Regions from separate parts of the Homo sapiens genome. Here all the other regions are linked to region 1. The links are chromatin loops, found by intact Hi-C in ENCODE. Cell type or tissue: mammary epithelial cell. All regions are shown on one strand.

Region 1 (8,000 bases):
GAAATAATCACTTGATGAAATGCCTTTATTAAATATCATATCTTTAAAAAGACAGAGAACTAACAGACGGTCTTCTTACCAAGACAGCTAAAACCATGGGTTTTAAAGTCAGAAAATTTGGGTTTCAATTTTGCTCCACCACTTTCTAGAAATGCAGTCTTCAGAAAGTGTTTTAGCTAAGTCTACTTTTCTCTACTGCAGAATGAGAGTTCTACTTAACTCATGAGGCTCAGAGAAGACACATCTAAAGTGTCTTATCATAGAAATAAAGTGGGAATCGCTTTTGTAATGATCACGACTGTAACCAGAAGGTGGGCACCTTCCCACTTTTATGAATAAGTCCACAATCTTGAACTGACACAAAAAGTTCTAAGCAAAGGCATTCCCAGCCATTTGGTTAATAAAAACTGACCATCAGGAACAATATCACTTGAATTATTAAATGGTGACAAGTTTTACAGAACTCACAATAAATTACATTTAACGCATTCAAAAAATATGGCTTTACTAGGCTGTTCTAATATTTTTTCTCTGAAAGAATCCCTCTTACATACATATGACCACAGTATAACTTTTACATAAAAATAATAAACAAACTTCACAGGCTGAGAACATTAAGGATATATTAATATACGTCACTCATCAATAGCGATCATTCATCACATTAGTCCACATGTATTCAAACACACAGATATTCACCATGACAACATGAGCTGCCCACAAGCTCTTATTCTCCCAGTCCACCTCAGTCCTATGCATTCACAGGACAAGCAACCAAAGGTCATGGAGGATCCACTCAGTGTTTGAGAAACAGTGTAATAAGATGGAAAAAGAACATATCTAAGAGACAAACAAATCTGCTTTCAAACCCTGGCTATGCCACTTCCTAAGTAGGTATCCTCTTGAAGCCTCAGCATCCCAAGTTGTCCACCTGGAATAAAACCAACCTCACAGGACTGTTTTACAGAAACTCTTCACTGCAGAATGCTGGGGCCGTCATTCTCCTGAGTGAAGCAACCTCAAATACCCCATTCCACCAGACTGGGCTTATTTCCTCACAAAGATTGATTCCTTGCTAAGTGTTTTGTAACAAGTGGCTAATACAACCATTATTAAGACATCTCCTGAAGTATGTGGGTTAGAATCCCAGAAACTCAGAGAGCTAGAAAAGAGCTCTGAGACCACCAAGATGTAACAGACTCTCTGCTGATCCACCTAAACTTACATGTTTTTCTATCATTTTGCAGATCAGTACAAGGTAGTTAACTGTTAAAGATTTGGTCCGCATCAGCCAGGCTCACTGGCTCACGCCTGTAATCCCAGCACTTTGGGAGGCGGAGGTGGGTGAATCACCTGAGGTCAGGAGTTCAACACCAGCCTGGCTAACATGGTGAAACCCCGTCTCTACTAAAAAAAAAAAAAAAAAAAAATTAGCTGGGCATGGTGGCACACAGCTACTCGGGAGGCTGAGACAGGAGAATCGGAGGCAGAGGCTGCAGTGAGCCAAGATCATGCTGCTGCACTCCAGCCTGGGCTATAGAACAAGACTCCATCTCAAAAAAAAACAAAAGAGATTTGGTCCATATGAAGAATACATGATTTCAAAATTCAAATTAATACAAATCCAACATGAAGAATACATGATTTCAAAATTCAAATTAATACAAATCCATCATTTCGGGTCAGACATCTCAAGGGCAAACAATTCATTGCTTATTAAGAAATATGCATGGACTCTCCAGAATTGTCCTGCCAGAACAACACTGCTTCCTTAGTTAATCTGTCTGACTCAGTCACTCACATTCAATTTCCCTTAAGTATGGCTTTAAATCTAAGGTTGAGAATTTCAGCAGTCAAACTGAATATTGATTCTTTTTATTGCAATCAAGTTTCCAATTTTCCAATTTTTGTTCACCCACAGGGTGGCTGGATATCCTACAGCAGCAGTTGGCAAACTTTTTCTACAAAAGGTCAGAGAGTAAATATTTTTGGTTTTGTTAGCCATATGGTCTCTGTTGCAACTATTCAATTCTGCCCTTGAAAGACAAAAGCGATCACAGACAATATATAAATAAACGAATGTGGATGTTTTCTAATAAAACTTTATTGACAGAAGCAAGCGTCCAGGCCAGATTTGGCCTACCCAAAGGTCTTTGTTTGCCTGCCCCTGCCACAGAACAGTGCTTCTCAAACTTTAATGCACATCTGACTCACACACAGGTATCTTGTTAAACTGCAGATTCTAATTCAGTGGATCTGGAGTGGGGCCTCAGATTCTGTATTTCTAACAAGCTCCCAGGTCATGCTGATGTTGCTAGTCCAAGGACTACACTTTAAGTAAGAGTCTAAAAGAATAGTTGCACATTACCATCATATAGGTAGTTTAAACACACACACACACACATACACACACACAAATGCCTATACCCCACCTTGGATCAATTGAATGAGAATTTGAGGAACACAGTCATTTACATTTTGTAAAAACTTCTCCAGATGGTTCTAATGTGCACTTAGGACTGACATTACCAAATTAGAAGAAAAGATGGTAAAGAAACACATTTGTCAGTACTTTGTAATCAAAAGATGGCTTTAATAATTATATGGTACTTTTCCTATCCTGCTGAAAAGAGAAAGAAAAGTTGGGTGAAGAACAACACAAAAGATTAGGCTGTATTTAAAAAATTTAATGATTAAGGGAGTTATTTGATATAAGTGAATTAAAGACATATAATCAACTTCTCTAGAGAACCATATTTCATGTTTGAGCATATTTGGGAATTGTCATGTTAAGAAATTACATGAGGCTGGGTGTTGTGGCTCATGCCTGTAATCCTAGCACTTTGGGAGGCCGAGGCAGGCAGATCACCTGAGGTCAGGAGTTCAAGACCAGCCTGGCCAACATGGTGAAACCCCATCTCTACTAAAAATACAAAAATTAGCCGGGAGTGGTGGCGGGCACCTGTAATCCCAGCTACTGGGGAGGCTGAAGCAGGAGAATCGCTTGAACCTGGGAGGCGGAGGCTGCAGTGAACGGGGATGGCCCCACTGCACTCCAGCCTGGGCAACAGAGCAAGACTCTGTCTCAAAAAAAAAAAAAAAAAAAAGAAAAAGAAATGACATGACATTGCTTTCTTCTCAGCACTCTGCAATTTCTCAACATTCTATCCAAACTAAACAGTGCATTAGAAAGTTACTCAAAATGTAATGTTTTAAATCATAAAGGAAAGCATTCTTAATAAAAAGTAGCAAATAGAATTATGATTTTTGTTCTGTATTGTCTGCTTTGTGAAAAATATATTTCTACCCAAATTCCAGGGATTCTTACTTTATTTTCCAAATTTTTCCTATAAAAAATAAGTTACTACTATAGCAATATTTTCCCTCCCTGATTTTATTTCCCGCTCATTTATTCTAGTTTTCTGCACATAGCAACCACAGAAATCTCTGTTATAAGCTGCTTATAGCACTAGAATCCTTGGCAACATTCAGGAATGAATATATCTTAAAACTATGAGAACAATTAGCTGAATACCATAGTTTCAAATATCTCTAAAGTGCTATTTCTGCTGAATCTATCCCAGATCTGTCAATTCTTATGAGTAATACATCTCTCTTTATCCTCATCCAGGCAGACTAGTGAAGGCTGCAGCAGAATAAACTGGTTCATAAGTTTGCTCATTATTACTGTGTTTTAGAGCTAAAGACATGAATTCCCTGCATGTATAGCTGAACTACTGATTATTTAGTATGTATGTATATATTTTATTTCCCAACAAAAGCGGCAAATAATGGGATAATCTTTATTCAGATTTTGAGAATGTTTTAGTCTGTAGGTAAGAATTTAGCTGTTAGCATCATAGCTATTTGAATCAATGGAATATTGGTGGGCTGCTGTGCTTTATCAACATATTTTACCTAGAAATAAGCAGAAATTAAGACAATGAATGTGACTCTTTGCATAAGGTTCTCCTGTTTGTTGACAAATTTGTAAGTGAGTGATGGATTAACATCTACCCCAAAAAACCTCATCACATTTAGGCACAGAAAGGGCCAGTAAAGATACAATCACAGCCTCTTCTCTTAAACTCCTTCAATAATGAGGCTTACCAGAATCAAGATTAATCATACACATCCATGTGTGCACATGGATACATATAGAGATATGTATGTGTACCTATTATTTTAAAGCATATATATAACCATATACAGCAAAGTATGAAAAATACTGCATTAGCTAAAATATAATTAAGACTATCCCCAAAAAGCCCTAATGAGTCATTTCTTTATTCTTTTTTAAAAGTTTCCTCTTAAGCCCATATATAGAGAAGGCACGGGGGAGGTTGATAATCAGTAGAATGAGGAATTTTTTCCACGTTGTATTCACCAGCAGGTTGTTCCAGTCTAATGATTCATGACCTCTTAGGTATATGATGGGACAGCTTGCTCTTGGCAGGGTTTGGCATGAGTCACTCCATAGCAGATTCACGGTCCTCGATGACCAAACCATGCAGTTTGCCCATGAAGGGCTCACAGCCCACCACAAGGCGGCACCCCAGGGAAGGAAGAGCCTAAGGTTGGAAGGTTCCAGTGAAAAATACACACTGCGCTGTATGAGGGAAGTGGCATGCATCAACATGATATATAAAAACACACAATTCACTGATGAAATACTGCATTTGTGTAGTAATGTCAGCATCTGATGACAGTATTATCTTCAGTACTTTGAAAAGGATTGGTTGAAGGGGCAAAATTAATTTGACCTGTGATTAGGGCCCTAAGGCAATCTGGAAGATTGATGTAATCTGGAAGAAGATAACAATCTATTAAATGTTAGACTGACTGTTTTTTTCTCTTTAAAAAAAATCAAGATTCTTCAGATACTTTTCTCAATTTCACACAAATACAAAAAGTTACCCTTTATTATTGATACCAGGGCGCTAAAGTTATTCCATAAGGGCCAGAGAGTAAAGGTTTAAGCTGTGCAGGCCATATAGTGATCTCTGTCACTCTGACATTGACGTCATGAAAGTAGCCATAGACAATTAGGTAAATAAATGGACGTGGCTGTGTTTCAATAAAATTTTATTTATAAACACAGGCACAGATTCGGCCCCACAGGCCATAGTTTGCCCTAAACCCAGGCAAACATCTTACGTTGAGTTGACTAGGCATCTGAGAATTTGGAGAGAATTTTCAGGCCAGGTGCGGTGGCTCACACCTGTAATCCCAACACTTCGGGAGGCCGAGGTGGGCGGATCACGAGGTCAGGAGTTCGAGACCAGCCTGGCCAACATGGTAAAACCTCGTATCTACTAAAAATACAAAAATTAGCTGGGTGTGGTGGTGCATGCCTGTAATCCCAGCTACTCGGGAGGCTGAGGCAGGAGAATCGCTTGAACCCAGGAGGCGGAGGCTGCAGTGAGCTGAGATCGCACCATTGCACTACAGCCTGGGCAACAGAGTGAGACTCCGTCTCAAAAAAGTAATAATAATTTTAGTGCCCACACCACGCTTCCAGTGAGTTAGGTCCTCTGACACATAATCTATACATAAGGAAACTCAAGAACACAATTACTATCAAGTAATAGGGACATGTAGCAAAAAGAGTATTTATTAATAGTTCAAGAATTACCATTTTGTTTCAAAGATTCTATCTTAGTCTGCTTTCTATTGCTTATAATAGAATATCTGAAACTGGTTAATTTATAAAGAAAAGGAATTTATTTCTTACAGTTATGGAAGCTGAGAAGTCCAACGTCAAGAGTCTGCATCTGGTGAGGGTCTTCTCTCTGGTGGGGACTCTCTGCAGAGTCCCAAGGCAGCATAGAGCATCATATGATGATGGGCATTTTAGCTCAGGTCATTCTTCCTCTTCTTATAAAGCCACAAGTCCCACTCCCCTGATAACTCATTAATCCATTAAGCCACTGATCCATTAACCCACGAACCCATTAATCCATGAATGGATTAATCCATTCATGAAGGCAGAACCCCCATGACTCCAATCACCTCTTAAAGGCCCCACCTCTCAATACTGTCACATTCTTGGAGGGGACATTCAACTCATAGCAGACTCTAAATGTTGCATCTTAGATTACTTATAATACTGTTGGAGTTTGATCTCCTAAGATCAAAATAAGACTTCTCGAATTCAAATAAACCAAATAAAATGTCATGGACCAACAGCTTTTGCATCAAGATTAAACCTTGTAGGTAAAATAACATTTTCTTAGAAGTTCAAAGAAGAAAAACCACACTTCTAAATTATTACTGTTCTAACTATGCCTGTTTTTAAATACTGTATACACTATAGAAAACTCTTTGTTTTCTTAAGACAGAGTCTTGCTCTGTCGCCCAGGCTGGAGTGCAGTGGTGCAATCTCGGCTCACTGCAGCCTCGACTTCTCGGGTTCAAGCCATATGCCTCCCTCAGCCCCTGAGTAGCTGTGACTACAGGCGTGTGCCACCACGCTTGGCTAACATTTGTATTTTGTGTAGAGATGGGCTTTCACCACATTGCCCAGGCTGGTCTCGAACTCCTGAGCTCAAGCAATCTGCCTGCTTTGGCCTCCCAAAGTGCTAGGATTATAGGCATGAGCCACCACACCCAGCCAGAAAATAGTTTTTAAAACTGTAAATATTATTGATTTATTCATTATGGTCAAATTAAAAGGGAAATAATAATTCAAAAAGAAAACGAATCCATTTCTTTTCTTTTAAAACATCCATTTCTCCAAAAGTTTCCTAAGGACTACCTACATCATTGTTGTTCAAAGTTTAATGTACATCTAATGTCCTGGGGATGTTGTTAAAGTGTAGAATTTGATTCAGTAGCTCTGAGATGGGGCCCAAGATACTGCATCCCACTTTGGGATGTGAGGCCAGGAATTTTAAATTATCTCCCCAGTAATGATGTACTTTTTAAAGGACTGAAGAATAATCATCCACAAATTCAGCCTATATTTACTTTAATGATCCACAGCATTGTGTATATTCGTGTTAAAACTCAAGAAAAGTCAAGTTCCATCCAAACAGCAGGACCAAAATAGCACATTTAGTACCATGGTAAAATTACATCTTTAAAGGGAACTAGCATTTGCTGGCAGCCTATTTATTTTGCAAGGCAATGTGCACCATGCTTTCCATACATCATTTCTTTTAATCCTTCCATTTCAGTGGAGGCAACTAAAGACAGAGTCCCTGCCTAAGGTCAGAATCTGGATTCAACAGAAATCAGCCTGTCTCTACCTGCTATTTTTGCTTCTTTCTATTTTTATGTTCTATCTTATCATCTCATCTCCCTCCAGGTAGTAGATAGGATTATTATTCCCAACTATTCTTCCCTCCCTCCTTATAATAGGAGGAAGCATCCCTGCTCATTGTCACGGGGGAGAAGTGTACGTCCCCACTTCATTGACTTTGGCCCTATGACACACTTTGACCAATAAAATGTGTGCAGATATGACACTGACTACCTCCAAGCAGAAGTTTTAACTGAGTTTCACAGTTGGAATAGGCCCGCTTGTTTTCCTGGTCTCCACCAATGGCACATCCCAGATAGAAACTGTTCTTTCAGCATTACTTTTAACAAGAGAAACTTAGAAATAGCCTATTGTCTATAACAGATAATAATGACAAAGACAGTTAACATGGAAAAATACATAATGTAAAATGAAAAAAGTATAATATGGTTATGATTACACCTGTGGTAAACTGCAACACACATATGCACCGGGGAAAAAAGACTGAAAGGAAATATATACCAAAATATAATCAAGATTTTGTTAGAATTATGATTCATTTTTGTCTTCTTCCCTAAGTGTTACAGTGTCACATTGCTTCAATAATATACAAATTCCTCTGCGACTTTCAAAATTCAAGGCAAGACTTCTTTTTTTGTTGTTTTTGAGACAGAGTTTTGCTCTTGTTGCCCAGGCTGGAGCGCAATGGCGCGATCTCGGCTCACCACAACCTCTGCCTCCTGGGTTCAAGCCATTC
Region 2 (8,000 bases), 53 kb before region 1:
AGACAAAAGCTATTAAATGACAAATGAACAACTGGTTTAAAAACATGTGCCTTAAAAGAACACAGTATCCTCTGTAGTCTGCCTGGGGGAGATGAATAAACGTTATGCCAAAGTGGTAAACCATCCTGCTACCAAAGGAATTTTCTCCACATTGCATTTTAAGGAAATTCACAGCTCTTGAAGAGCTATACAATAACTGGTTCAAGATGTTCTCACTGCTGGTCAGCACTGGATAAAGGATTTGCAGAAACCCATGGAAGCCTATTTCTCTTGCCTCTTTATTGCCCCCATGTGTTGTTATTTATCTTCCCCAACTTTTCTGACCCTTTCCATGTATTTTTTTAATTGAAGTATTGCTTTGTTCAAGACCTATGTTTACCACTCCCATGGCGATCCTGTACACAAAGACAAGTCAGGAAGACATGAAACGAACGGAGATACTTATGTTGCTTCATGGTTTTTCCCCTTCTCATTATCCTCCTACTCAATGAGACTATAGTGGGAGGTCTGAATGACATTTCCAAACCAAGAACTTAAAGCTACATTTCAACACCCAACTACTCAGTTGTCATAGGAACAACACTATGAGGCTTATCTGGGTTCTAACAAACAGCCACTTGTTTCACTAATGATTAAAACTCCCCCTTCAAATCAAATATAGACACCCATACATATACAGACCTCAAAAGAAAAATTTAATTGGGTAAAACTGTATACTACACCAAAAACTTAAGAAACAAGCCCAAAGGGAAAGCATTTACGTTCCCGAACATGCAAATTCAAACACTATTTCAGAGAAATTATTTTGAGGTCTGTCTCTTGACCAGATCCCTTCAGTTTGTTGTTTTACACACCCACAAAGACAAAGGCATATGCATGGCATTAATATCTTTTAACAGGGTATACGAAAATGTGAATACTCTCAATGACCCCAGAGGAGAATTCAGAGCAAGCAATGCTACTCACTTTCGATGTACTTTTAAAAATTAACAAATTGAGAACAGAGAACGGCAAATAGAATTGAAAACATGAAGTTCTCAGTTAATTCTTCTGGGATATACTTTCTAGCATTTACTGTTCCAACCTGTTTCTATCACATTTTGTCATTCAAAACAATGGATTTTAAATGGATGAGGAAAACCTAAAAATTAGAGGCTTTTTTCCAACAGGCACGGCAGTATTTATCCAGATTATTAAATCATCATGTTCTCCCCAAGTATTTACTTACATGAAATACAGAGTTGAAAACATAAGCTAGCAGTTGAATATAAATTATCTGTAAATACCTTAATGCTTTGTTGCCATTTTTCTGTCTTCAAGACTCTAAAAACCTATAAATTCATGTGCTTCAAGAAAACTAATGCCATTCCTTAATTAAGTCAAATTGACTTGTCATGTTCACAAGTTTGGATCACCCGTTTCCTGACTTATTGGAGGACCTGCCCTTAAGAGCCGTGCTTATCTTGTCTTTCTATTTCTTTAAGAATAAATACTTATGCAAAAGTCTTGAGAGCTGCTAGTCTGAGAAAACTGATCTCAAAAGTTATCCAAGTATACAAGAGGGGGAAAAAACAATTAATATATCTCACTAGATTCATCTCCCTCCCCCACCCTCATCCCACTCCACTGCTAAGAGAGAGAAATTTCAGCACTGCTATCCTGTTTTATTATACATTTTCCCTTTTGAGTTAAGGATTTTAAGATTTTGAAAGTAACAGAACAGGAACCAAAAGTAGATTCAACTTCCAATTTGGCTTAAAAAGAAAGAAATAATTATTATTTCCTATATTACCCAAAACTTATTCTGTTAATAACAGTTATAATTATATATTCAAATTAATAAATGAAGATTGCTAAAATTGCCTATATACTTGTTAGCAGTTAAAGAAGAAAAATTTTTTCCATTTGCTTCTATAAGTAGACATCACATGATTACTTCTATTGACCAATAAGAAACTAGTAAAATCAGGCAGTCACCCACCATTCTTTTCTAATGTTCTTTTTCTTATTCTATTCAACCTTTTCAGTATATTCTTAAGAAGCCAAATCAAGAAATTAGACATTCATGCCTAAAATAAAATTGCGTTACCTTATACATCATGAACAGGAACCTGTTGTATATAACACGGGTATTCAAAGCTTTATTGTCTTTTTCTAGAACCCTTTAACATAAAGGCAGCTCAGATTCAAGATTAGAAAACTGAATTCAACAGGCAGGAACACGCATACGAAACCAGTAAGAACTACTAATCACGACCTCTCAAAATGTCATGAACCATATAGATAGAAATAACCCCCCTTTTGCTGTACTAATGTAATCCAATAGAACAAACTTAAAATTCGTGACACAAATGTAAGAAACAAAAAACAAAAATCTATTGCCATTGTAATCTACCCTTCCCAATCAGGAGAGGTGTTTCCGACGCATTACTTGAACTTTCATTTTGTACAACTTTCATCTTGTAAGGTTCTAACTAAATACTTGACATCTTAATGCAGAGGAAAGGAAAGGAGGGCAAGTAGACTAATTCTGAAAGCATCCCTTCAAATTTCATACATGCTATTCAGACTAAATGGAAATCTACATCCATGGAAAGTTAATGTCGCAATTCTACTAAACAGCCCATTCTGATTTTATGTTTCTCCTCCACTAACAAGAAAAAATAAAACAACCAAATCTAGCTGTATTACATATGTTTAGCTAAACTGATAGCACTCAGCTCATTTTTGTTAATTACCTGGCTTCTTCTCAGTCTTTATGCGGTATTCTCGTGCTGCTCTTTTTTAGAACTCCTCACTGTTTATGTGTTCTCTGTTCAACACAGTTGTTAGGGGTCTGTGAACAATTTTTCAATTCCCACACACGCATATGATATCTATTAGGGAGCAATGCCACTTTTCACTTACCAATTCTGGATAAAGGAGTATTTCCTGGTGACAGAATGCTGCTGCTTCCGTTCACTAAAACTCCCTCTTCGCAGCTTGATAAATCTGATTATAAAACGTCTTTGTTCCAGATCACACGAGGCGCTTTTCCTACAAAAGTTTTCTAAAGAGTTATCTGCATTTCATTCCTGTGACAAAACAAATCAGAACAAGGGGGGTGGGGGGGGGAACAGGGAATAAGTCCACACAAGTTCCTGGCAAAGATTTTAAGCTGCATTTTTCTGAGTTTAATCAGTAACCTATATTAAAGTGACAGTTACCAGTTCAGGAAGCCTAGAGTTTGATCAAGTCGGTCACAACCACTTTGAGAGTCTTCCACTGGTGTGCGGACTCCAAGAAAGCAGTCACTTGGTCATCTATCACATGTGGCTGAATCACTGGACAGACCACCCCCGCCCCACACACCCCCAGCCCCCGTTGAGCAGCAGCCCAGGCAGGAGAGTGGCCGGACGCCCGACCCAAGACCTCTTATAGGGACCCGCCAATTAGCTGCTGACCAATCGCAGCCAGCACCTAGTACCTAAGTCACATGATAGGGCAGTCCCTATGACTGCAGGATTTCTGAATTACTGGGGTTACACAAAGGACACTCATTCAGGAAAAGAGAAAAAAAGCCATAAGCCGAAACAGAAAACGCCCAGGCTGCGACAACTACGGCTTTAAAACAGGGAACACCCCAGCCTCACACAGACAGAGAAAGAGCCACAACCAAGCCAGGATGAAAATCAGAAGAATGTCTGGCACATATTAAAAAATAATCCCAAAGCAGACGCTGAGTTTACAAACCCACTTCAGCTATAAATCTACTCCTCCTTCCCCTTCCTCTATAGTCTCCAATAATTTTACATTCTAAACTTTTTTATTTTAAAAAGCTCCAGTGAGCCTCTGCAAAACCGCTGTAAGAAAATGTGCGAGACACATGAGCCTCTCTTCCCATCCCCTCAAAATACCCCTGAAGGAGATTCAAATTGGCCATGAAAAGATTCCTAAGTGAAATACATTTCTTTTAAAATAGTTAAATAAATTAAGTGAAATTAAACATTGCCAGAACAGATTCGTATGGTAACTAACAAATCATCTCTCTCTCAATCATTTTAAACTGTACACATCAAGGACACTCTTGTTAAGTAAACGAGCCCACTTTGTGAACTAGATACCCATTTATTTTTATTTGAATGCCCCCAATTTGTCTCTTAAACACCTTTTATGTTTAGGAAGAAATTCAACTGCGAACACCCCTACCATTGCTCCGACCTCCAAAAATGGTACTTACAAATGTTCCTTGTTTGGATCTGTCGACTTCTTCTCCCCTCCCCCGACATTTGGAGTCAAAATATGGGCTCAACCTCATCCTTCAAACCTAAAGGCCCTATTTTGATCGTGCAAGACTGCAACAGCTCCTTCTCCCAGGCAAGCCCAGAACACTGTGCCGCTTGCCATTCCCAATTTATGGAAGGAAGTGTATGTCAAACAAACCAGGTGATGACTCAGACTGCCTCCTCCAGCCACGTTTTCCCTAGAATGGGAGGGTAGTTTAAGTGCAGCCCATTTGGATGTGACTCAGTTTTATTAGACTGGTGGCTGTAGCTAAGCTGACAAGCTCACATTTTTTTTAAATAACTTGTACATTTAGAGATCAGGACGCACATTCCAACTGGTTTCAAGAATTGAATCATGTAAACAGGAGAGATGCAAGATTATTTTTAAGGTATGGCAACGCTCTGGCTCTGTTCCCTAATATTTTAAATTTCAGAACTGTGCACTGAAATTTTTACAATGGAGGCAACCAAACGTTTTAATTCACACAAGAGTAGCAAACAGGTTTTCTACATTTAGGTTTACTTGAGGTCTTTACCATGAGGGACTTGGACTCCTTCCATCCTGAAGATTCAAGTCTCTAAGTCTGGGGCCCGCGCGGCGGGTTCTTCAGGAAGTGGTTGGGAGCATGAGAGCCATGTTGCAGCTTTCACTTTTGCATTTACTGCAATTCACACTCTAAGCTGAGCTAGTCACACACAGCACACACGTAATACAATCACATCACCAAAAAATCTGTACAGTCCTTTAGTCTCGACCTGCCTAAAAGCTGTGAAATAAAAACTTGAAAACCACCAGTGAAAATTCCAATTAAATATACTGACATGCCCTAGTAGTCTTCCTCTTCAGTAAAAACTTCACTACCAAGATGGGAGTGGCATTACATGGAGTAAATTGTTCCCAGGTATTATGTAGACAGGAAGAATACAGTAATAAGAAGGGCAATTCCCCACATGAAAAATCTGGAAGGCTTGGGCTGAGCAATTTAACTACAGTTATCTCTTTTCAGCATACTTCCTTTAACCTTCAGCAAAGTCAGCAACTGCTCTGACTAAGGCTTGGCATTTATTGTTGATTATGCCTTGATGGATAACTAGTTTTATTACAATACAGGAAATACATCCAACATTTGAAACACAGAAAAATGTTCAGATGTCTAATTTTCAGATTGGTAGATGAGAGCACAGAAAAGGTATACACACTGAAACCATGTATAACAGTTAATTCAGGAGTTGATTATTCACTTTATAAAAAGACTTCCTGCAGGGTTTTACTGGAATAAACACTACATTCAATTTACATACAGAATTAATTTTCAGAAATTAAAATCACACGAAACTATTTCGAGAGCACTTCCAAATTACACTTTTGAATTCTACTTTAACCATGTGTATGTATTTCTCAGTTATTAAAACTTATTCATACTTCAGTAGTAATGTATTAAGTTTTATTGGCTTAAAGACAGTTACCTTGCTAAGATACAGAACATAAAGTCTATAATTATATGGCTTTCAGTGGAAATAAACACAGGCTATGAAAATAGAATGTGAATAAAATGGAACATCTAAAACTCTGGCATCTAAAAGGACCTATGACATCTCTGAGGAGTCTAGCTTCTGGAGTCAGACTTGCTGGGATTTGACTTCTGGTTCTGCTGTTCCTAGCTGTGGCACCTGGATTAAAAAATGATTCTATGTTAAGTGCTGAGAACAGTGTCTGACAGAGAACTCTGGAGTCATACACATTTCAGTCATTCCCTAAGTAACACTTCTGAATGAGAAAAATATGATTCCATAACTTTTTAAAAAAAGAATCACTAGTAACTATTTTACTAATGTTGACAAACACGTAGCCCATCCATATTTTCCTCCTAAAGTTTCAGCAGTTGAAATACTCATCCAGTTTTACATCTGAGATCTGTTTGGGTCTTTCCTCTCCAAACTTCCTGGAGCCTGCTAAGGCCAGTGCAGAATCGAGCTGGGGCCAGCCAGAGAGGGCATTTAAGAACTCCAATTCCACTTTGCCCAGATGTGTCAGGACATTGGAAGTGTCATCAGCCAGGAAAGAAGGTGAGTGGGTCAGAGACTGGGGGCAACACTACAGCTCTGTTGGGGACAGAGCACTGCCCTTGACATTAACAAGGGCCCCTAGTCAGAGGCATGAAGAGATGGGTACAGACTCAGAAAAAAATACCCAAGATCCACTGTTTATTCGCTCCACAGGGCCGTGACATAAAACCCTACCACAACTACCCTAGGAGAAACCCAGAGAGTTGGGTGGGGAACCTCAGTATGCATTCTCCTCTATGCTGTCTTTCATTAAGAAATTGCATTTCTTAAAGGAGCAAACAGCATGCATTTCCATCTGAGAACTATATGAAGCTGTTTCAAGCATCCCACAAACCCCTCAGTAACAAAAGCTAATCGTTTCCAGTCAGCACATAACATATTTGAAGAATAATAAAAAGGACAGCAAGCAGACATCATCGAGGTGCAGGCAAGCTTTATAAATATGGAATTCCTCAAATATGGTGCTCGGCACTAGTGTGGGGGGGAATGGGAGTGAGGAGAAGTAGTTCTGTGTTTTGTTTGAGGGCGAGCAACTGCTCCAGTTTGTCTTTACCCAGGCAATGTTTTGGAGACAGATGGTAACATAATGGGGGAAAAGCCAGCAAAATGAAGAGAGGGTGGTTGGGATTACAAATGAGTGATGGGGGAAGGCTCCATTCTGTTCCCCTCCATGTCGCAGCCCAGTTTGAAGATGCACACAGACCTGATTCAACAGTTCAGTTCAAGGCTGGTTTGGAGCTCCAGCATGGAGCTTCCTGTCCACCGCCACTCCTGTCTTGGGTAAGTTCTAAAATACCAAACGATCCAACTGTGTCAGGCTCCCAGAAACCAAAGTTACAAGTCAGGGTAAAGACAAACAGCCTGGGTTGTAATACTGTCTCTGAGGCTATTACCTGTGGGGACATAGAAGAGTCCCTTCATTTCTCTAAGGCTTTCACTTCATCTGAAGAATGGGAATAAGCGAAAAAATACAAGCAAGGAACAGAGACTGCTGCCTCAATATGTCTGCTACCACCATCAGCTCTCTAAGGGTGAGCTGTCACCTTCAGTACTAACCTTACAGTTCCTCAGGAGAGAAACAAAAAACAATCTTGTGGCCGAGTGCAGTGGCTCACGCCTATAATCCCAACACTTTGGGAAGCCGAGGTGAGAGGATTGCTTAAGCCCAGGAGTTGGAGAACAGCCTGGGCAACATAGTGAGACCTCATCTCTACAAAATAAAATAAAATAAAATAAAATAAAATAAAAAAATTAGCCAGGCACAGTGGTGTGCGCCTGTAGTCTCAGTTACTTGGGAAGCTGAGATGGGAAGATCAGTTGGGCCCAGGAGTTCAAAGCTGCAGTGAGCCGTGGTCTGTGCCACTGAACTCCAGCCTGGGCAACAGAACAAGACACTGTCAAAAACAAACAAAACAAAACAAAACAAAAAAACAAACAACAACAAAAAAACCTCAAGCTGCCAAGTCACACGTTCATTTGAAGGCAAACAAAATGTCTTTATCACCTATGTTTTGCAATGATCAAAAATCTTTGGATTGCTTCTATATTCACTTTTTGATTATAGCAAAGTATCCTACTTTGAAAACAAGATTCTTTCTGTATACATTTTATGTAAGATCCACAATATCAGAGGTTTTTCACAGAAACCTGCCTCCATGGCTATGTGTA
Region 3 (8,000 bases), 510 kb after region 1:
AGCAATGACCTCATGCACCCCATTTTATTCACGGAAAATAAGCTTTCTTGAAATGGTGTCTTCACCTAAGAAGTTTCTTAGAGCATGCATTGTTCAATTTTGTTTCCTAAAGCACACATTGTCCAATCTCAGTGGTGGTAAGGGGTTGGGGAAGGAGCTGTCAGAATTGCGGGCCTTTGGGCAGGTGGTGGCTCCTCAGACAATTGTTCCCACTTAATGGGCCCAGGATCCCTCCCAGATTTGCATTTTAAAAGGGGGCACTGCCTCCCCAATAGTGAGAAAATACTTGATCCCTGAGAATTGACCCAGGTGACAGAAATTTCAGGCCACATGGAAAGCCAGCAGGGGAGATACTTGGAGGTCAGCAGGGCTTTTGGAGGCCTTCAAATAATTCTTGATTGAGGGCCTTGTGCTCTAACCTCCAACTCACAGTAATAAAGGGAAGGAATTGCTTGGAAAACAGCCCAACTGTTTTACAACCCTAACAGCAAATTTTACTTTTTCACTAACTGAATTTTCATGTACGTTTTAAGCCAGTTGGATTTTTTTAATGCTCTATTTTCAATAGAAAGATGGGGGAAAAAAATCTTCTCTTAAAAAACTATTTTTCTTCATTTTCTGTCAACTTTTTATTACGAAAAACTTCAAACATGCAGAAAAGTTGAAAGAATAGCACAATGAAAACCCCTATACCCACCATTGAAATTTGACAAATGTTAACCTTCTGGTATATTTGCTTTATCTATATACACAGCTATATATACAGATTTGCTTCATGAATATATACTTTTTTTTTTGCTGATCTATTTAAAAGTAAATTAAATTAAAAGTGACATCATGACACTTCATCCCAAATACTTCAGCTTGCATCATTCTAATATAAGTTAATTCTCTTATATAACTATTGTACAATGATTACCTCTAAGAAAATCGACAGTAATTGCCTAATACCACCTAACTCTCAGAATACCCAGTCCACATTCAAATCTCCTCAACCTGTACTATGTCTTGTAGCAGTTTCTTAATTAAACCAAAATCCAATCACAATTCATACATTTGGTTTTTTTAGTCTTTTTGGAATAGTCCCTCTACTTTTTAAAAATGACATTGTGTTTTTGAAGAGACTTTGTAGAAAGCCCCACATTCTAGATTTGTCTGATCAATTGTGTGTGGTGGTGTTCTTGTTCTGCCCCACCAGATTTCCTGCAATGAGTTCAATTGTGTTTGTCCCCCAAAATTCATATGTTGAAGCCCTAACCGCCAGTACCTCAGAATGTGACTTTATTTGGAAATAGTCACTGTAGACATAATTGGTTAAGATGAGGTCATACCAGAGTAGGGTAATAGGGTGGGTCCCTAATCCAATATGACTAGTGTCCTTATAAAAAGGGGAAATTTGGAGATAGACATGCACATATAAGGGGAATGCCCTGTGGACATGAAGGCAGGGATCAGAGTGACACTTCTACATGTCAAGGAATGTGAAAGATTGCTAGCAAACTACCAGAAACTAGAAGCAAGTGAAGGGGGCCAGAATATGCCACCCCCAAACATGTCACTCAAAAAGGATGGTTTTGAGCTGAAGGCAATTAGCTCTCTGCCCTTCCTGCTTCTGACTAAAAGCAGGACATAAATTTCCAGTTGTAAGGTGTCTCCCTCTCCTGTACTAGGAAAACTCTTAGCACCTGAGATGTCTCCTATCTAAATAGCAAGACAATCCTTATTTACCATACATTTCCCATAACTTACCACCCTCCAAAAAGCCCAAAACCTCCTTTCCTTTTGTCTAGTTTAGGATGGTATGTAAGCCCCAAATTCTAACGCTTCCTTGAGTCACCCTCATTTGTTAACTTTTGTGTGTATGTATATAATTAAATCTATCTTTTTCTCAGGGTAACCTGTCTTCTTTTTTTTATGAAAAAAAAATTTATATAGATGGGGTCTTGCTATTTTGCCTAGCCTGAGTAACCACCCAACTGGTTCATCTTGCCTGCTGCCCAGATGCAGTTCATTTATCAAGACAAGGGAATTGCAATAGAGAAAGAGTTTAATAGTTTAATACACAGAGAGCTGGCTAAACACGAGACTAGAGTTTAATTATTACTCAAATCAGCCTCCCCCAAAACTCAGAGGCTAGGCTTTTTTAAAGATAGTTTGGCGGGCAAAAGGCTTGGAAATGGAGAATGCTGATTGGTCGGCTCATGGATGAAATCACAGGGAGTCGGAGCTTGTATTCTTGCACTGAGTCAGTTCCTGGGTGTGAGCCACAAGAGCAGAGGACCCAGTTTACCAGTCCGGGTGGCACCAGCTAATCCATCAGAATGCAGGGTCTGAAAAATACCTCAAACACCAATCTTTGGTTTTACAATAGTGATGTTATCCATAGGAGCAATTGAGAAAGTTAGGAATCTTGTGGGCTCTAGCTACATGACTCTTGAGCCATAATTTCTAATCTTGTGGCTAAATTGTTAGTTTTATAAACATGATCTGGTCCCCAAGCAAGGAGGGAGTTTGTTTCAGGGAGGGACTGTTATCATCTTTGTTTCAAAGTTAAACTATAGACTAAATTCCTCCCAAAGTTAGTTTGACTTATGCCCAGGAAGGAACAAGGGCAGCTTGGAGCTTAAAGGGAAAATGGAGTCAGTTTGGTCAGATCTCTTTTACTGTCTCACTTTATAATCTTTGCAAAGGCAGTTTCAGCTGGTCTTGAACTTCTGAACTCCCGCCCCAGCCTCCCAAGTAGCTGGGATTACAGGTGCACACCACTACACATACCCAGCTCAGTAAACTGTTTTTTGTCACTTTAATTCACAGGGCTACGAGCCATTGAGCCACTCCCCAAGAAGAGGTCTACAAGAGTTCATTCTCTCACAGGCTTCAAAAGGAACCAACCCCACCAGCACCTTAATCTCAGACTTCCAGCCTCTAGAACTGTGAGACAATAAATTTCTCCTGTTTATTCCACACAGTTTGTGGTACTTTGTTTCAGCAGTCCTGGCAAGCTGAGACACCTGTAAACTGGATGTTAGGTCTAGAGGCATAATTAGATTCAGGTTAAACATTTTTGGCAAGAATACTACATAGGTTATGTTGTGTAGTTCATATTGCATCACCTCAGGAGGCACATAACACCAGGCTGTCTCACTATAAGTGATGTCAAGTGTAATCACTGGGTTAAGGTAATGAGAACCAAGCTAAATTCTTCCCTTTGCAATTAAAAAGTAACATGAGGCCACATGTGGTGGCTCATGCCTATAATCCCAGCACTTTGGGGGATGGAGGCAGGAGGATCCCTTGAGGCCATGAGTTCAAGACCAACCTGGGTATCATGTGAGCCCCTGTCTCTACAAAAATTTTAAAAATTAGAAAAAGAGTAACTTGAGGGCTGGTACATTGGAACTACATAAGTATGCTGCCTCCACCAGTCTGTCCTCCAATTATGTTAGCAGTCATTGATGATCCTTGCCTGAATTGATTCTTTTATTGGAAAATGGGAAAATGATGATATTGTATAAATTTGTTTGTAATTGTTACCTGACATTCCTCTATAAAGAAGAATCAAATAGGGATTAACTAAAAAGTCAGGGTAAATGCCTAAATCTTTCCCTTAGTTATAAAATTTCAGGAAAAAAAGAAGTTGATATAATTGTCATCATTGATCACTAGTGAGTTTTCACTTGTTTATCATAATATATTCATGGTTTTAATTTACTCAGTGATTATAAGCAATTATGATCATTATTCTTCTTGATGCTCAATTGTCCCAAATTTGGCCAAGGAGAGAGCCCCTTTAACCTGACTCCTGAGTCCTTTTGACACAATCCCACTGGTCTTTTGGTGCTTTCCTATATCCTGGCACAAGAAGTCCCAGCCTCACCTTGTACTTTGCCTGTGCCAAGACAGGAATCCACCATTTTTCCAAGAAGCACTGCTTTTTTTTTTTAATTAGGAAATGGTATTTAGAAACCAAGATCTGGTTTCAAGGTATGCTTATTGCTACTGGGATACCATTGCTTCTAGGCCACAGCAGTGCACAGCACTAGGAAATGTGAAGGACTAGCTTTATTGGTGTACTTGTGTACTCCTGCTCAGAAGGGCCTGGTGCTTGGGGTTTAATGCTCTGTAATCACTGTCTTGAAACTCTATGCAATTTTATTTTTATATTTGTGCTTTGTAAGTAGAGTCCAGTAGATAAGGAAGCACACACCAGGGGCTCGGAACCTTGGCTCATATGTGGCTCCCTAACCTCCCCAGGGTGGGTTCTCAGGGGTTGCTCCCCAACTCCCTGGAACCCTGGGCACTGCCTGGTCTCTCCATTTCCTCCATCTCCAACCCTTCCCAGCAACCACTGTTGCTCTCTGTCTCAAACTGGTGTGAGTGCAGGGAAGGTCAGGTTAAGTGTGTTTGCCCTGCAGTATCTTGGAACAAGGAATGGCGGTAGCATTTCCAATCTGGATTGGCAGTGCCACATCGCATTCATTAGGTGACTAGGCAGGGGTAACCTATTACCCACCACCATCCGGTTACCTAGTGCATCCTAGCATGGAGGCTGCAATATGTTTGGAAGCCTCCCATTTGTAATGTGTTGGGGCAGCAGGACCATGGGAGGGAAAAATGCCTGGCTTGACCTCCCTGCCTTCAGCTGGGGCACGTTATATCAGCCTAGACACCAGAAGGAGAGGGAACCTGGCAGCTCTCAGGCTCAACGGATCACACATGCCCCATCACATAGGGCAGGCCTCCTGAGTGCCTGTGAGCATCTGCACTTCTCCCTCAAGTATCCCATGCAAGGGACATAGAGTAAGTCTTCACTTAACATCATCGATAGGTTCTTGGAAACTGCAAATTTAAGTGAAATGACATGTAACAAAACTAATTTTACCATAGGCTAACTTATATAACAAGAGTTAAGTTCCTAGGGCACAATTTGTGGTCAGAAAAACATCACCAAACTTCTAAAATAAAGACCCAAACATTTCTAATATTAAATATAGAAATAAATGTGAACTATGATCATCATGGCAGATGGGAGGCAGGACTAGACTAGAGCTCCAGACAGAGCAGCATGTGGAGGCTCGCACTGTGAATTTAAGCTCCAGATCAACTGCAAGAACAAAGCAGCAATCCCAAGGGGACCCACAGACCCTCTAAAGGAAGCAGACTGCTTTTGCAGGACCTGGGAGACACCCCAAATACTGTGAGTGCCCCAACTGTGGAAGTGGGAAAGGGAGACCCTCCTCTCCTGAACACTCACCCCCGCTGGAGAAACTGAAGGTCTGTTTGTGGGAGAAGTTTCCGACCTTACTTGGAGCTGAGTCAATTTAGAGAGCCAAGTGAAATACAGGGGTAGAGGATACAGCAGAAAGGTCTGGGAGCTCAGTGGGTCCCCAAGCAGCCATTCCTGCCTGGCACCACAAGGATCCATCGGGAGGGTGGCCAGAGGAGCAAGAGGTAAAACTCCACAGGGAGAAGGAAATCTCTAGCTGAACTTTGTAACAATTTGAACAGGGTGAGAAGCCTCCTGGCCAGAACCTGGGGGAGGGCACAAGTTCACTGTGCAGACTCCACAGGCGGGGAAAGAACCAAGCCCTTTTCTTTTCCCTACCTGCAGCTGGGAAGCAGGTAGCCTGGGGCAAGGTTTCAAGCCCATCTCACCCACCACCAGGAAACAGACTGGGGGCTGTTTGTGGGAGCACGGTGGGAGTGAGACCGGCCCTTCGGTATGTGTGGGAGCTGGGTGAGGCTTGTGACTGCCGGATTTCCCCCACTTCCCTGAAAACCTTCATGACTCAGCAGAGACAGCATTATCCTCCTAGGTACACAACTCCAGTGACCTGGGAATCTGACCCCCATCCCCCACAGCAGCCACAGCAAGACCCACCCAAAGAGAGTCTGAGCTCAGACATGCCTAGCCTGGTGTTTCTGAGAAAGAAGAGAATTCTAAAAGCTTGGAAAACATATTTGGGGGAATAATTGAGGAAAACTTCCCCAGTCTTGCTGGAGACCTAGACATCCAAATACAAGAAGCCCAAAGAATGCCTGGGAAATTCATCACAAAAAGATCATCGCCTAGACACATTGTCATCAGGTTATCCAGAGCTAAAACGAAGTAAAGAATCTTAAGAACGGTGAGACAGAAGCACCAGGTAACCTATAAAGGAAAACCTATCAGATTAACAGCAGATTTCTCAGCAAAAACCCTACAAGCTAGAAGGATAGGGGCCCTATCTTCAGCCTCCTCAAACAAAACAATGATCAGCCAAGAATTTTGTATCTAGCAAAACTAAGCATCATATATGAAGGAAAGATATAGTCTTTTTCAGAAAAACAAATTCTGAGAGAATTCGCCATTAACAAGCCACCACTACAGGAACTGCTAAAAGGAGTTCTAAATCTTGAAACAAATCCTGGAAACACATCAAAACAGAACCTCTTTAAAGCATAAATCACACAGGACCTGTAAAACAAAAATACAAGTTAAAAAGCAAAAACAAAAAAACCAAAGTACACAGGCAACAAAGAGCACAACCCTAATGAATGCATTGTTATTGAATCGCCCATTTCAATACTAACATTGAATGTAAATGTCCTAAATGCTCCACTTAAAAGATACAGAACCACAGAATGGATAAGAACTCACCAACCAACTATCTGCTGGCTTCAGGAGACTCACCTAACACATAAGGGGACTCACATAAACTTAAAGGAAAGGGGTGGAAAAAGGCATTTCATACAAATGCACACCAAAAGCAAGCAGCGGTAGCTATTCTTATATCAGACAAAACAAACTTTAAAGCAACAGTGGTTAAAAGAGACAAAGAGGGACAGTATATAAAGGTAAAAGGCCTTGTCCAACAGGAAAACATCACAATCCTAAACATATATGCACCTGACACTGGAGCTCCCAAATTTATAAAAATTTATAAATTTTTATAAATTATGAATTTTTATAAATTATGCACCTAACACTGGAGCTCCCAAATTTATAAGAAATGAGATAGCAACACAATAATAGTGGGGGACTTCAATACTCCACTGACAGCATTAGACAGGTCATCAAGACAGAAAGTAAACAAAGAAACAATGAATTTACACTATATCCTGGAACAAATGGAATTAACAGATATATACAGAACATTGCATCCAACAACCGCAGAATGCACATTCTATTTAACAGTGCATGGAACTTTCTCCAAGATAGACCATGTGATAGGCCATAAAATTAACCTCAGTAAATTTAAGAAAATTGAAATTATATCAAGCACTCTCTCAGATCACAGTGGAATAGAACTGGAATTCAACTCCAAAAGGAACCTTCAAAACCATGCAAATACATGGAAATTAAATAAATTGCTCCTGAATAAGCATTGAGTCAAAAACAAAATCAAGATGGAAATTAAAAAATTCTTCAAACTGAATGACAATAATGACACAACCTACCAAAACCTCTGGGATACAGCAAAGGCGGTGCTAAGAGGAAAGTTCATAGCCCTAAATGCCTACATCAAAAAGACTGAAAGAGCACAAGCTGACATTCTAAGGTCACACCTCAAGGAAGTAGAGAAAGAAGAACAAACCAAACCCAAACCCAGCAGAAGAAAGGAAATAACCAAGAGCAGAGCAGAAGTAAAGGAAATTGTTTGTTTGTTTGATTTTTTAAGATGGAGTCTCACTCTATTGCCCAGGCTGGAGTACAGTGGCACGATCTCAGCTCACTGCAACCTCCACCTCCTGGGTTCAAGTGAATCTCCTGCCTCAGCCTCCCGAGTAGCTGGGACTACAGGCATGAACCACCATGCCCAGCTAATTTTTTTTGTATTTTTAGTAGAGATGGGGTTTCACCATGTTGGTCAGGCTGGTCTCAAACTCCTGACCTCAAATGATCTGCCCACCTCGGCCTCCCAAAGTGTTGGGATTACAGGAGTGAGCCACCACAGCCAGCAGGACATTGAAACAAACACACACACACACACACACACACACACACGATAAATGAAACA

The links. Peaks named below come from ENCODE experiments on the same cell type or tissue, not always from the same donor. Only the 100,000 strongest peaks of a DNase experiment are listed, where the experiment ranks them.
Region 2: it touches region 1 in a loop (5-fold over the local background); 4 of 110 quality-filtered maps call a loop at or near these places.
Region 3: a loop joins it to region 1, with 9 times the contacts of the local background. A loop is called at or near these places in 5 of 110 quality-filtered maps.

The regions. Positions count from the first base shown.
Region 1 is chrX:45,820,208-45,828,207 of GRCh38, forward strand. No RefSeq gene overlaps it. Among named protein-coding and RNA genes, the nearest start is that of LINC02595, 27 kb to the right of the region's middle. In mammary epithelial cell, a CTCF peak has its summit at 4,544 (motif pointing right); a DNase peak (open chromatin) is centred at 4,554; H3K27ac peaks cover 1,286 bases.
Region 2 is chrX:45,766,879-45,774,878 of GRCh38, forward strand. It overlaps MIR222HG (miR222/221 cluster host gene), which reads right to left and starts at 3,389. Exons shown (of 2, transcript NR_170290.1): 1 at 3,207-3,389; 2 at 1-3,074. In mammary epithelial cell, no CTCF peak of the experiment used is centred here; DNase peaks (open chromatin) are centred at 473, 3,463, 4,453 and 4,873; H3K4me3 peaks cover 5,283 bases; H3K27ac peaks cover 7,704 bases.
Region 3 is chrX:46,328,075-46,336,074 of GRCh38, forward strand. No RefSeq gene overlaps it. Among named protein-coding and RNA genes, the nearest start is that of LINC01186, 4.4 kb to the left of the region's middle. RefSeq lists an enhancer at 1-71. In mammary epithelial cell, no CTCF peak of the experiment used is centred here; DNase peaks (open chromatin) are centred at 3,127 and 5,727; H3K27ac peaks cover 2,513 bases.